2 separate regions of the Homo sapiens genome follow, and region 1 is linked to region 2. Evidence: read pairs that join two places in POLR2A ChIA-PET (ENCODE). Cell type or tissue: Panc1. All regions are shown on one strand. Each heading gives the region's core, and the rest is flanking DNA. Links, peaks and the distances in the headings are about the cores only.

Evidence for each region. Peaks named below come from ENCODE experiments on the same cell type or tissue, not always from the same donor. Only the 100,000 strongest peaks of a DNase experiment are listed, where the experiment ranks them.
Region 1: POLR2A ChIA-PET joins it to region 2 with 19 read pairs; 2 of 35 experiments call an interaction of 5 or more read pairs at or near these places.

What each region holds. Positions count from the first base shown.
Region 1 is chr16:13,954,569-13,959,947 of GRCh38, reverse strand. No RefSeq gene overlaps it. Among named protein-coding and RNA genes, the nearest start is that of ERCC4, 37 kb to the right of the region's middle. RefSeq lists enhancers at 2,139-2,258, 2,072-3,271 and silencers at 2,359-2,418, 2,439-2,488, 3,729-3,798. In Panc1, for the core only: no CTCF peak of the experiment used is centred there; a DNase peak (open chromatin) is centred at 2,057; H3K4me3 peaks cover 1,703 bases; H3K27ac peaks cover 5,000 bases.
Region 2 is chr16:14,220,585-14,225,963 of GRCh38, reverse strand. All of the region lies in intron 8 of MRTFB (myocardin related transcription factor B), which reads right to left. Among named protein-coding and RNA genes, the nearest start is that of TRT-CGT2-1, 63 kb to the left of the region's middle. In Panc1, for the core only: no CTCF peak of the experiment used is centred there; no DNase peak of the experiment used is centred there.

The DNA.
Region 1 (5,379 bases), core at 113-5,112, 270 kb after region 2:
ATCTAAGCACACACGTATTCATTTCTCCCTAAATTAATTTGCTCCCTGGTGTGCTGGTTTCCAAGCTTTAAGTCATTTCACGTGTGTGTGTTTTGTGGCCACAGCCCAATGGCACAGCTCTTGCATGCTGTCATGCTGTTGGCTTGACTCAACTTGAATTTGCTGAAACCTGAAGGCAAAAACAGCCTTCTCCTGTCCTGTGGCCGCCTGGGGTGGGGTACCTTGAAGGTGCTTCTTTTTCCTTTGCTACTAGGTTGGTGTAAAAGTAACTGCGGACAGGGCACGGTGGCACATGCCTGTAATGCCAGTGCTTTGGGAGGCTGAAGTGGGTGGATCACCTGAGGTCAGGAGTTCGAGACCAGACTGACCAACATGGCAAAACCCCGTCTCTACTAGAAATACAAAATTAGTCAGGTGTGGTGGCACATGCCTGTAATCCCAGCTACTCAGGAGGCTGAGGCAGGGGAATCACTTGAACCTGGAAGGCGGAGGTTGCAGTGAGCCAATGTTACGCCATTGCACTCCGGTGTGGGCAACAAGAGGGAAACTCTATCTCAAAAAAAAAAAAAAAAAAAAAAGGAATTGAGGTTTTTGCCATTGAAAATAATGGCAATAACTGCAATTACTTTTAAAAAATGTTTTATTTATTTTTTGATTTTCATTTTTTTTGAGACGAGTCTTGCTCTGTTACCCAGGCTGGAGTGCAGTGGTGCGATCTCGGATCACTGCAACCTCCTCCTCCTGGGTTCAAATGATTTTCCTGCCTCAGCCTCCCAGGTAGCTGGGATTACAGGCACTGGCCACCATGCCCGGCTAATTTCTGTATTTTTAGTAGAGATGGGTTTCACCATGTTGGCCAGGCTGGTCTCAAACTCCTGACCTCAAGTGATCCACCCACCTCGCCTCCCGAAGTGCTGGGATTACAGACGTGAGCCACCGCTCCTGGCATAATAACCACAATTACTTTTGCACCAATCTAATACCCAACAGCTCCCCCACCCTCCTCCAAATTTGTCACAACCTGGGTTTCACCTATCCCGACTGCCTTCATTCCCTTTTACCTAGTGAAATACGGAGTTGAGTAAAAATAAATGTTACCTACTAACACACACTCTGGGAGTCTGAGATCAGCATTGGATGCTGTGACCTCATGATCCCTTCAGGCAGGTACTCTGTGTGTGTTTGCACCCAAATACAAGCAATAGATCGGTATGGATGGGGAAGGGAGGAGGTAACACTGAACTTCATGATAAATCATAATAATAATTAACCACCACGCAGGATGACCAGTGCTCTCTTCATTGTTGCGTCAAAGGCCACCAGGCTATCTACGCTGATACTGCTCAGCTCCTGGTGTTGTGGGTCACTCCCTATAAATTCCCTCCTGTTTCATTCTGGCTGCTGGATGACTCAGTTTCTTCTTCTAATATTCTGTCTGTATCTTCCCTTCTTCTAAGTGTAGGCATTTTTAGCATTCTGTTAGTCGTTTACGGTTTCTTTACCTTAACCACTTACTTATTCAACCAATGTCTTCAGTTCTCATTTCAATGCAGGTGCCTACTACATCTTTTTTTTTCCTGCTAAACTATGTTTCTTCTAAAAAATATTTGAAGTATAATTTATATACAATACACTGCACATATTGAGTGTATGCTTTTATGATTTTGACATCTATACATTGCAAAACCATCACCGCTAAAATTACAAACATTTCTATCAATTCCAAATGAGTTTCTTTGTGAGCACAGCCAATTTTTATCCTTACTCTGGAAGCTCTATTGGTTTCGAAGGGATGTGACCTGATGCAGAAGCCCAGGGCTTAACATGGGGTCACTGATAATATTCAAGAAATCAACAGAACTCTACTCAAAAATCTACCTCTTTCTCAGGGGGAAAATTCCCAACAAGACTTGGGACTTCAAGTCTGACTCATGCTGTGTCCTGGGGCGCAGACTCGGGCTCTGATAAGAGGAAGTCAATCTGTCCTCTATTTGTTTATAATGAGTCATGCTCGAAGTCAGGCATCTAGTTTTTGTCTCTCCTCTGTCATGGTTAGGCAAGAATTGGAGGAAGATACACCCCAATTCGGAGTGCAGTGATCCTTAAAGTGTCCGAGGGCTCCAGTGTAGTTCAGGACGTGGGACTTAATGGGGACCCCTACCAATGGAGGCCGGGAGCACCAAGTCTTGGAGTTGAGGTCTACCTTCCTCCCACATCTCCAGGGCAGATGTTAGTGAGTTACAGATTTATTTGCAAGAGGAAAGGGAAAAGGCAGCTGAGTTTTCAGTAAGTCCTTGAGTCCTGTCCACTCTACCCCCTACCCCCATCTATTAGTGACAGAGGGCGGCATGAGTCACAACTCTCAGCCCAAGCCCACACTGGAGCAATTAACCACATAATTGCCTCAGTGATGAACCTTCCCCCAGCTGCAAGCCGCCCCCGGGGCAGCGCTCTAGGCTGTGAGCCAACAGCCTTCAGTTGCATGAATTGTGAAGGCCTGGGTTTAAACAGCCGAAGTTGCAATTCTTTTAGCCAATGCCTTCTTGGCTCCAATTTAAAATTCTTATACATGAGTCCTGATGGGAGCATGGAGGATGTTTCAACTAGAATTAATGTCACAATCAAGTCAACATAAAGTAGATTTATCTGCTGTTTCCATGCATTGCAGCAAAGTGCTCTGTTCTGAGAACAAATTACCATAGCAACTCAGCCGCCCCAGTTACAGTAAGCTCAGTACGACCAAAATAAAAATCCTTACCAAGTTGTAGGATTGGCGAGTGAGAGTTGCTGAACATCGACTTTCAGTTTCCAGATGACATTAGCCAGCATATATTTTGGTTTTAAAAAATCGCTGAAAGGGAGGCTTTAAATAATAACAAAATTATAAAGCCAGGTTACAAACAGAGAGGGGTCCTAGGCTGTTCCACCGCGAGCTTAAACACAAGCAAACTTCAATGCCAAACAGCAGCGTTTTTTTGTTAAAACAGAAGGCTGCCGAAAAGGCTCATTACTACTTATCGTGGCGTGCCCATTCCGTTTCACATGGTGGGGAGCATGATCAGGTTGATGCTGGTCTTTAAGAAGAAGCAATTCAATACAAAAACAGGTTTTCTGTAGGTGTGAAAGGAAGAAAAGCAAAACCACGTTCGTTTTTTTCCCTCCACCCCCATCCCCCACAATACTAAATTTTGGTTCTGCCTAATTCTCTGTTCTCTCTCTAGTGCCTTCCTTCTCCCACTTTGCTCTGCTCCCTCATCCTGATCACCAACAAGCAAAATCGCCCCTCTGTTCAGCCTGCCCATCCTCGTTTTCTTCATCCTCACCACCCCCCATGGCTTCCTCAGACCCCCAGGCGGGCGTGTGCCCCTAGGTCTCCTGGACACACCACACAGGATGACCAGCGCTGTCTTCATTGTTGCCTTGAAGGCCGCCAGCGCTCATACGGCTCAACTCCTGATGTTGTGGGTCACTCCCTTGAAATTCCCTCCTGTTTTCATTCTGGCTGCTGGATGACTCAGTTTCTTCTTCTAATTTTCTGTCTCTATCTTGCCACCTCCTAAGTGTAGGCATTTTTAGCGTTCTGTTAGTCGTTTCAGGTTTCTTTACCTTAACCACTTATTTATTCAGCCAATGTTTTCAGTTCTCACTTCAGTGCAGATGCCTACTACATCTTTCTTTTTTTCCCCCTCTTTTGACACAGTCTGTCTCTGTCACTCAGGCTGGAGTGCAGTGGTGCAATCTCCGCTCACCGCAACCTCAGCCTCCCAGGCTCGAGAGATTCTCACGCCTCAACCTCCCAAGTAGCTGGGACTACAGGTGTGGACCACCACGCCCGGCTAATTTTTGTATTTTTAGTAGAGATGGGGGTTTCACTATGTTGACCAGACTGCTCTCGAACTCCTGGCCTCAAGTGATCCGCCCACCTTGGCCTCCCAAAGTGCTGGGATTACAGGCGTGAGCCACCACGCCCAACCCCTACTACATCTTGTATTGAGACTGTCCCCTGGCTCTCTGCTATCTCAAAATCAACCTGATCAAAACCGTACTTCTCCTTTCCCATCAAAACTGTACTTCTCCGTTTCCAAATCAAGTCCTTCTCTAGACTTTAACTTTTCTCTTCAACAGTCTCATCATCTCCTGAGCCCAGGCTTAAAAAGTAGGCATTATTTAGACTCTTCCCGGGCATACATTTCATTTGCCACCTTCCAAAGATTGTCCTTCCTTCCATTTCGAAAGCTGTCATTCTAGTTCTGGCCTTCGTTACCTGTTGCTTAGATTGTTACAACAGCTTCTGAGGTGGTCTTTTCACCTCCAATCCTCCCTTCTAGACAGCAAGGTCTGGCAGAAAGATGACAGGTTTTGGAGTCTGAATCTGCAATGTCCTTCCACTGTGGCTTTAGTCACTTAATCTCTCAGTATGTCTCTTTGTCTGTAAAGGTAGCATACACAACCCACATGGCACACTGTAAATTAATATTAGTTCCTTTCCATTTCAAAATCTCTACTGCCAGACCAAAATTTTAAAAGTCTTCTGGTTCATTTTTTCCTTAATTGAACATTCGCTTTTCTACTGAAATGAGAACTCCTCATCCTAGCCCTTAAGAGACTCCTACAATATGGCCCTCGTATTGCTCCTACTTAGCGTTCACAACTCCCTCTTTAAACATTATTCTATTTCCCATCTGTTTCTTCACTAATGTGGTAGACCGGGGCTGAAGTGCAGAGCCCTGCATCTGTCTGCTGAAATCCTAGCTGTTTTTTAAGACCCATCTCGAATTCTACCTCCTCTCTGAGGCTATTCCTGTTCCCTGCAGGGATATGACCTCTTCCTCTGACCTCAGGAACACTTCTATCTCTCTTGTGGATTTTTTATTCTTCCACCTGCTCATTTTCTGCCTCTGACTTCTCTTCACTGCAAGACTGAATGTCCCTCGATGGCGTGGACTGTTTGTTATAGCATCAAACCCAGAGAGAGCCCTCTGCCTTATGCACTAATGCCTGACGCTGAAAATAAACCTGCCTGGTCACGCTTCTCTTGGTCTACTAAACTGTCTTCTCTCCTAAGCTTCTGTTGGGTGTCACCCTTCCCAGAAATAAAGTTGCACAGGGAGGCAAATCTTTTACTCAGTTAAGAGGACTCTTTAATTGACACCAAGTTCTGGAACTCATAATTATAGGAAAGGGTCCCTAAATATTACCATCTCAAATATGCCATACTACCATTTTATTAGACCTGGTTTATTTACTATTTTCATGAAACCAGGAAACTCTTTTATTTAAAATCTTGAGTTGATTTTGTTTACCTTTCAGGCCTCAGAGAGCTGTGTTCTTCTCACGTAGAAATATCTTAGTCACACAAATAGATCTTTGGGATTATCA
Region 2 (5,379 bases), core at 140-5,139:
CCTCCACAGCAAGGTGTTCTGCAGTAAGGTCTTTACACAATGCCTATGGCATAGATAACCCCTCATAAAGATGCTATCAAACTTCCCCAGTGGTCACGTCCTGACAAGAAAGTCTGAAGATGTGACCAGCTGCACATGTTTTATCCTAAAAGCTTGCTATATAAAGAATATCTCTGGGAGGCTGAGGTGGGCAGACTCTCTAAGCTCAGGAGTTCGAGACCAGCTTGGTCAATATGGCGAAACCCTGTCTCTACAAAATTAGCCAGGCATGAATGAATGAATGAATGAATGAATGAATGAATGAATGCTTTCTGGATGGCAGGTGTGGACAGCCACCCAAGACATTGCTTCTGTTTTTAAGTTCCTATAAAATATTTCTCTCTGAGAAACTGGGTTTGTCAGCCTCTTTCTTTGGCCTCTGAGCTTCCTCAGCTTTTGGGGGTAGGTTTGCATATGCCTGTTCACAGATTCTACGGATTTTTTGTTTGTTTCCATAGGAATTACAAATAACATCTTAGAATTACGACATTCTATCTTACATTGATAACAACTTCAGTCACATAAAAAAATGCTACTTCTTTACAGCTTCACCCCCTCTATGTTACTGACATCATTCACAAACTACGTTGTTATATACTGTGTGGCCATTAACATAGATTTGTAATTTTTAATGAATGTGTATTTTAAATCCTGTAGGAAAAAAAGTAGAGTTACAGACCAAAATTATAATACTGTTTTAATATTTGTCCATGTATTATCTTTTTCTTTTTTCTTTTTAGATGAGAATTCTGCTCTTGTTGCCCAGGCTGGAGTGCAATGGCGCGATCATGGCTCACCACAACCTCCACCTCCTGGATTCAAGCGATGCTCCTACCTCAGCCTCCCGAGTAGCTGGGATTACAGGCACGCGCCACCACATCTGGCTAATTTTGTATTTTTAGTAGAGACAGGGTTTCTCCATGTTGGTCAGGCTGGTCTTGAACTCCCGACCTCAGGTGATCCGCTCGCTTTGGCCTCCCAAAGTGTGCTGGGATTACAGGTGTAAGCCACCGTGCCCAGCCAATTTTATATTTTCATATGGCTTTGAGTTACTATCTGGCATCCTTTCACTTCAGATTGAAGGATTCTTTTTAGCATTTCTTGTAGAGCAATTCTAGTGGTAATAAACTACCTCTGCTTTTGTTTGTCTGGGAATGTTTTAATTTCTCCTTTATTTTTGAAAACAATTTTGCTGGATATACAATTTTCAGGTGACTGTTTTCTTCTTTCACCATTTTAAATATATCATCCCACTGCCTTCTGGTCTTCAAGGCTTCTACTGAGAAATCCACTGATAGTCTTATTGAGGATTCCTTGTAGGTGACCAGTCACTTTTCTCTTGCTGCTTTTAAGATTCTGTCTTATTTGACTCTAGACAGTTGATTATAATGTGCGTTCCTGCGGGTGTCTTTGGAGTTTATTGAATTTCTTGTACAGGCATTGTGGTCAACAATGGGCTGCACATAAGAAGATTATAATGGAGCTGCTCTATACAGGTGTAGTATTTTAAAAAACCATTTACACTGTAAATGTAGTAAAAAAACCATTTACACTGTAAAGGCACACTGTAGTAGGTGTAGTAGGCCATACCATCTAGGTTTGTGTAAGTATACTCTATGATGTTTCACAACAACAAAACTGTCAAACAATGCTGATATAATTTGAATCATGACCAAATCTCATGTCAAATTGTAATCCCCAAGTGTTGGAAGAGGGGCCTGGTGGGAATCATGGGGGCAGACTTCCCCCTTTCTGTTCTCATGATAGTGAATGAGTTCTCATGGGATCTGGTTGTTTGAAAGTGTGTAGCATTTCTCCCTGTGCTCGCTCGCTCTCTCCTGCTGTCATGTGAAGACATGCTTGCTTTGCCTTCACCCTTCTACTGTGACTGTAAGTTTCATGAGGCCTCCCCAGCCATGCCTCCTGTACAGCCCGTGGAACTGTTAGTCAATTAAACCTCTTTTCATAAATTGCCTAGTCTCAGGTAGTTCTTTATAGTGGTGTGAGAACTGACTACTACAAATGCTTTGCTCAGAATGTATCCTTGTTGTTAAGCAAAGCATGACTGTATTTGTATATCCATGTCTTTCCTCCTATTTGTGAAGTTTTGGGCCATTATTTCTTTAATTACTGTATTTGCCCCTTTCTCTCTTTCCTTTTGGAACTCTCATAGTGAATACATTGATCGCTTGATGGTGTCCTATAAGTCTCTTAAGTCTCTGTTCACTTTTCTTCATTCTTTTTTCCTTTTGTCTTCAGACTCAATTTCAAATCATCTGCCTTCCCATTTGCAGATTCTTTCTTCTGCTTGTTTGAGTCTGCTGTTCAAGCCTCTAGTGAATTTTTCAATTCCATTATATCTTCAATTACATAATTTGTTTGGGTTTAAAAAATAATTTCTACCACATTCTCAGTTTGTTCATATATAGTTTTCCTAATTTCCTTTAGTTTGTTGTCCATGTTTTCTTTCTTTTAGTTTTTGAGTATATTTAAGATAATTACTTTAAAGTCTTTGTCCAGTAGGGCAGATATGTGTGTTTCTTCTAAGATAGTTTCTGGAGATTTATTTTGTTCCCTGAATGGTCATATTTTTCTTTTTCTTTTTTGTGGGGGTGTGTGTAGGGTCTCGCTCTGTTATCCAGGCTAGAGTATAGTGGTATGATCTTGGGTCACTGCAACCTCTGCTCCCTTGTCTCAGGTGATCCTCCCACCTCAGCCTCCTGAGCAGCTGGGACCACAGGTATGCACTACCACGCCCAGCTATTTCTTTTTGTATTTTTAGTAGAGATGGGGTCTCACTATGATGCCCAGGCTGGTCTTGAACTTCTGAGCTCAAGCAATCCACCTGCCTTGGCCTCCCAAACTGCTGGGATTACAGGTCTGAGACACTGCACCCTGCCTTGTTTTTTTTAAATGGGATTTTGCTATGTTGCCCAGACTGGACTTGAACTGTTGGATTTAAGTAATCCTCCTGCCTCAGCTTCCCAAGTAAGCTGGGATTATAGGTGTGTGCTATCATGCCTGCCTTCTTTGTATCTTTTGTTGAAAATTTGGCATGTGAAAAAACAGCCACCTCTCCCTATTTCTAGTGTTCTTATTTCTCCGCAGCCTCACCAGCATCTGTTGTTTCTTGACTTTTATTCTGACTGGCATGAGATGGTATCTCATTGTGGTTTTGATTTGCATTTCTTTAATGATCACTGATGTTCAAGGTGTCGCTATGTTGCTCAGGCTGGTCTTGAACTCCTGGGGTCAAGTGATCCTCTCACTTTGGCATCTCAAAGTGCTGGAATTATAGGCCTGAGCCACTGCCCCCTGCCTCAGTCAGGAATAATAATAATAAAAAAAAAAACCTAAACAGGGAAATTAGAAAAATGTGTTTAAGCCAGGGGTGTCCAATCTTTTGCCTTCCCTGGGCCACACTGGAAGAAGAATTGTTTTGGGCCAAATATAAAATACATTAACATTAACGATAGCTGGTGAGCTAAAAGAAAAAAAAAATCACACAAAAAAACTCATAATGTTTTAAGAAAGTTTATGAATTTGTGTTGGGCTGCGTTCAAAGCTGTCCTGGGCCGCATGCAGCCTGTGGGCTGTAGGTTGGATAGCTTATTTTAAGCCATAGGATTAAACATGCAGCACAAAATGAGTAATAAATACATGACAAAATTTGGCTCAGGCAAACAAGAAGGAAAGTGAAATCTAAGGCAGAGATTTCACTCAAAGTATGGTCTGTGGACCTCTGTTACCTGCCTGTGACCAGTTAGAAAGTCATATAGAAATTTGATGTTACCCCACCACTTGTACTTTACAAGGATTAGTCCACATGCATCGAAAATTAAATGGGCCAGGTGCGGCGGCTCATTCCTGTAATCCCAGCACTTTGGGAGGGCGAGGTGGGCAGATCACCTGAGGTCAGAAGTTCAAGACAGCATGGCCAACATGGTGAAGCCCTGTCTCTACAAAAATACAAAAATTAGCTGGGCATGATGGCGGGTGCCTGTAATTCCAGCTACTTGGGAGGCTGAAGCGGGAGAATCGCTTGAACCCGGGAGGCAGAGGTTGTAGTAAGCTGAGATCACACCATTGCACTCCAGCCTGGGTGACAGAGTGAGACTCCCTCTCAAAAAAAAAAAAAAAAAAAAAGGAAAGAAATATCTAAAAAAATCAAGCTAGTCCTCCACTACAGCCAATTCGAGGACTGGTCAACAGCAATGAAATTTACCATCAAACTCTTACAATGAGTTATTTTCAAGATTAAAAATTAAGAATCTCAAAGAACCCCTGAAAGACAAGACGTGTATGTTGCTCTTTTATTATCTTGCTTTACAAGCACATTTTAGTAAATTGTGTCATAGCTCGTCTTTGTGGCAGTGGTATGATGGTAATTCTAAAGCAGGAAAAAACAGACTGCAGAGAGAGTCTCCAAGGATCTGTCATGCATTAAATCAGTTAAGTAAAGTAAGTACTTGCTGTGTGCTGGACCCCTGTGCTGAGTATGAGGTTACTAAGATAAATCCCTGTCCTCTAGGAACTTTGTGTCTAAGGAGAAGCAATGTGTCAAGGTCCTTTCCCCTTGGGCTACGAATATGAAAGTAAGTATATTTAGGTAGATAAATATATTTTATATACATCAAGTGAGATGCCTGGGCAAATTCTATAACCAAACACTGGATAACAGTGAAAATAAAGTATAAAATTTGCCAAAACAAAACTTATCACCTCTAGATGACATAAAAATCCCCAAGACTTTACCAGCATCATAAAGTTCGCCTCTGTAGTTAATTAAAAAAAGAAACCAAAACGAAGCACCTACAACGTATTAATAATCCTACTTAAGAATTATCTTTCTTTGACATCTGTATGGCATAGTTACCATGGACATGCTTCTTTAATTACATGAATAAAAGTATAATAAGAATCTTTGTCAGATTCCTTACTTATAAATACTAGAACACTTAATACAAGGGGGTTTCATGAAGGCCACAATTTTAAGAGGTCTCAAGGCACATAGGACAGAAATGATTTAACAGGCAAAGCTACAGTGGAGCCAACCCTGACTCCAGGTTTTTTTTCTTGAATGTATACATAGGAACTGTTAACATCCTGTAAAGTGGGTCTTCTCCCATCGCCCTAGTTGACAGATAAAAAGCTGACTGTTAATGTGGTCTGCATGTAACAGGCAGAACTGTACTGCAGCAGCACTGAAGGTACTACGAAAACTAATGCTTAAATTCAGGAATGACCCAAGGCTTAATGTGTGTTGCACTGGGAATAAACAGACCATATTTATTCTTCAAGAAACACTGTTATTACTATTTTCCTTCAAGGAATTCTGGA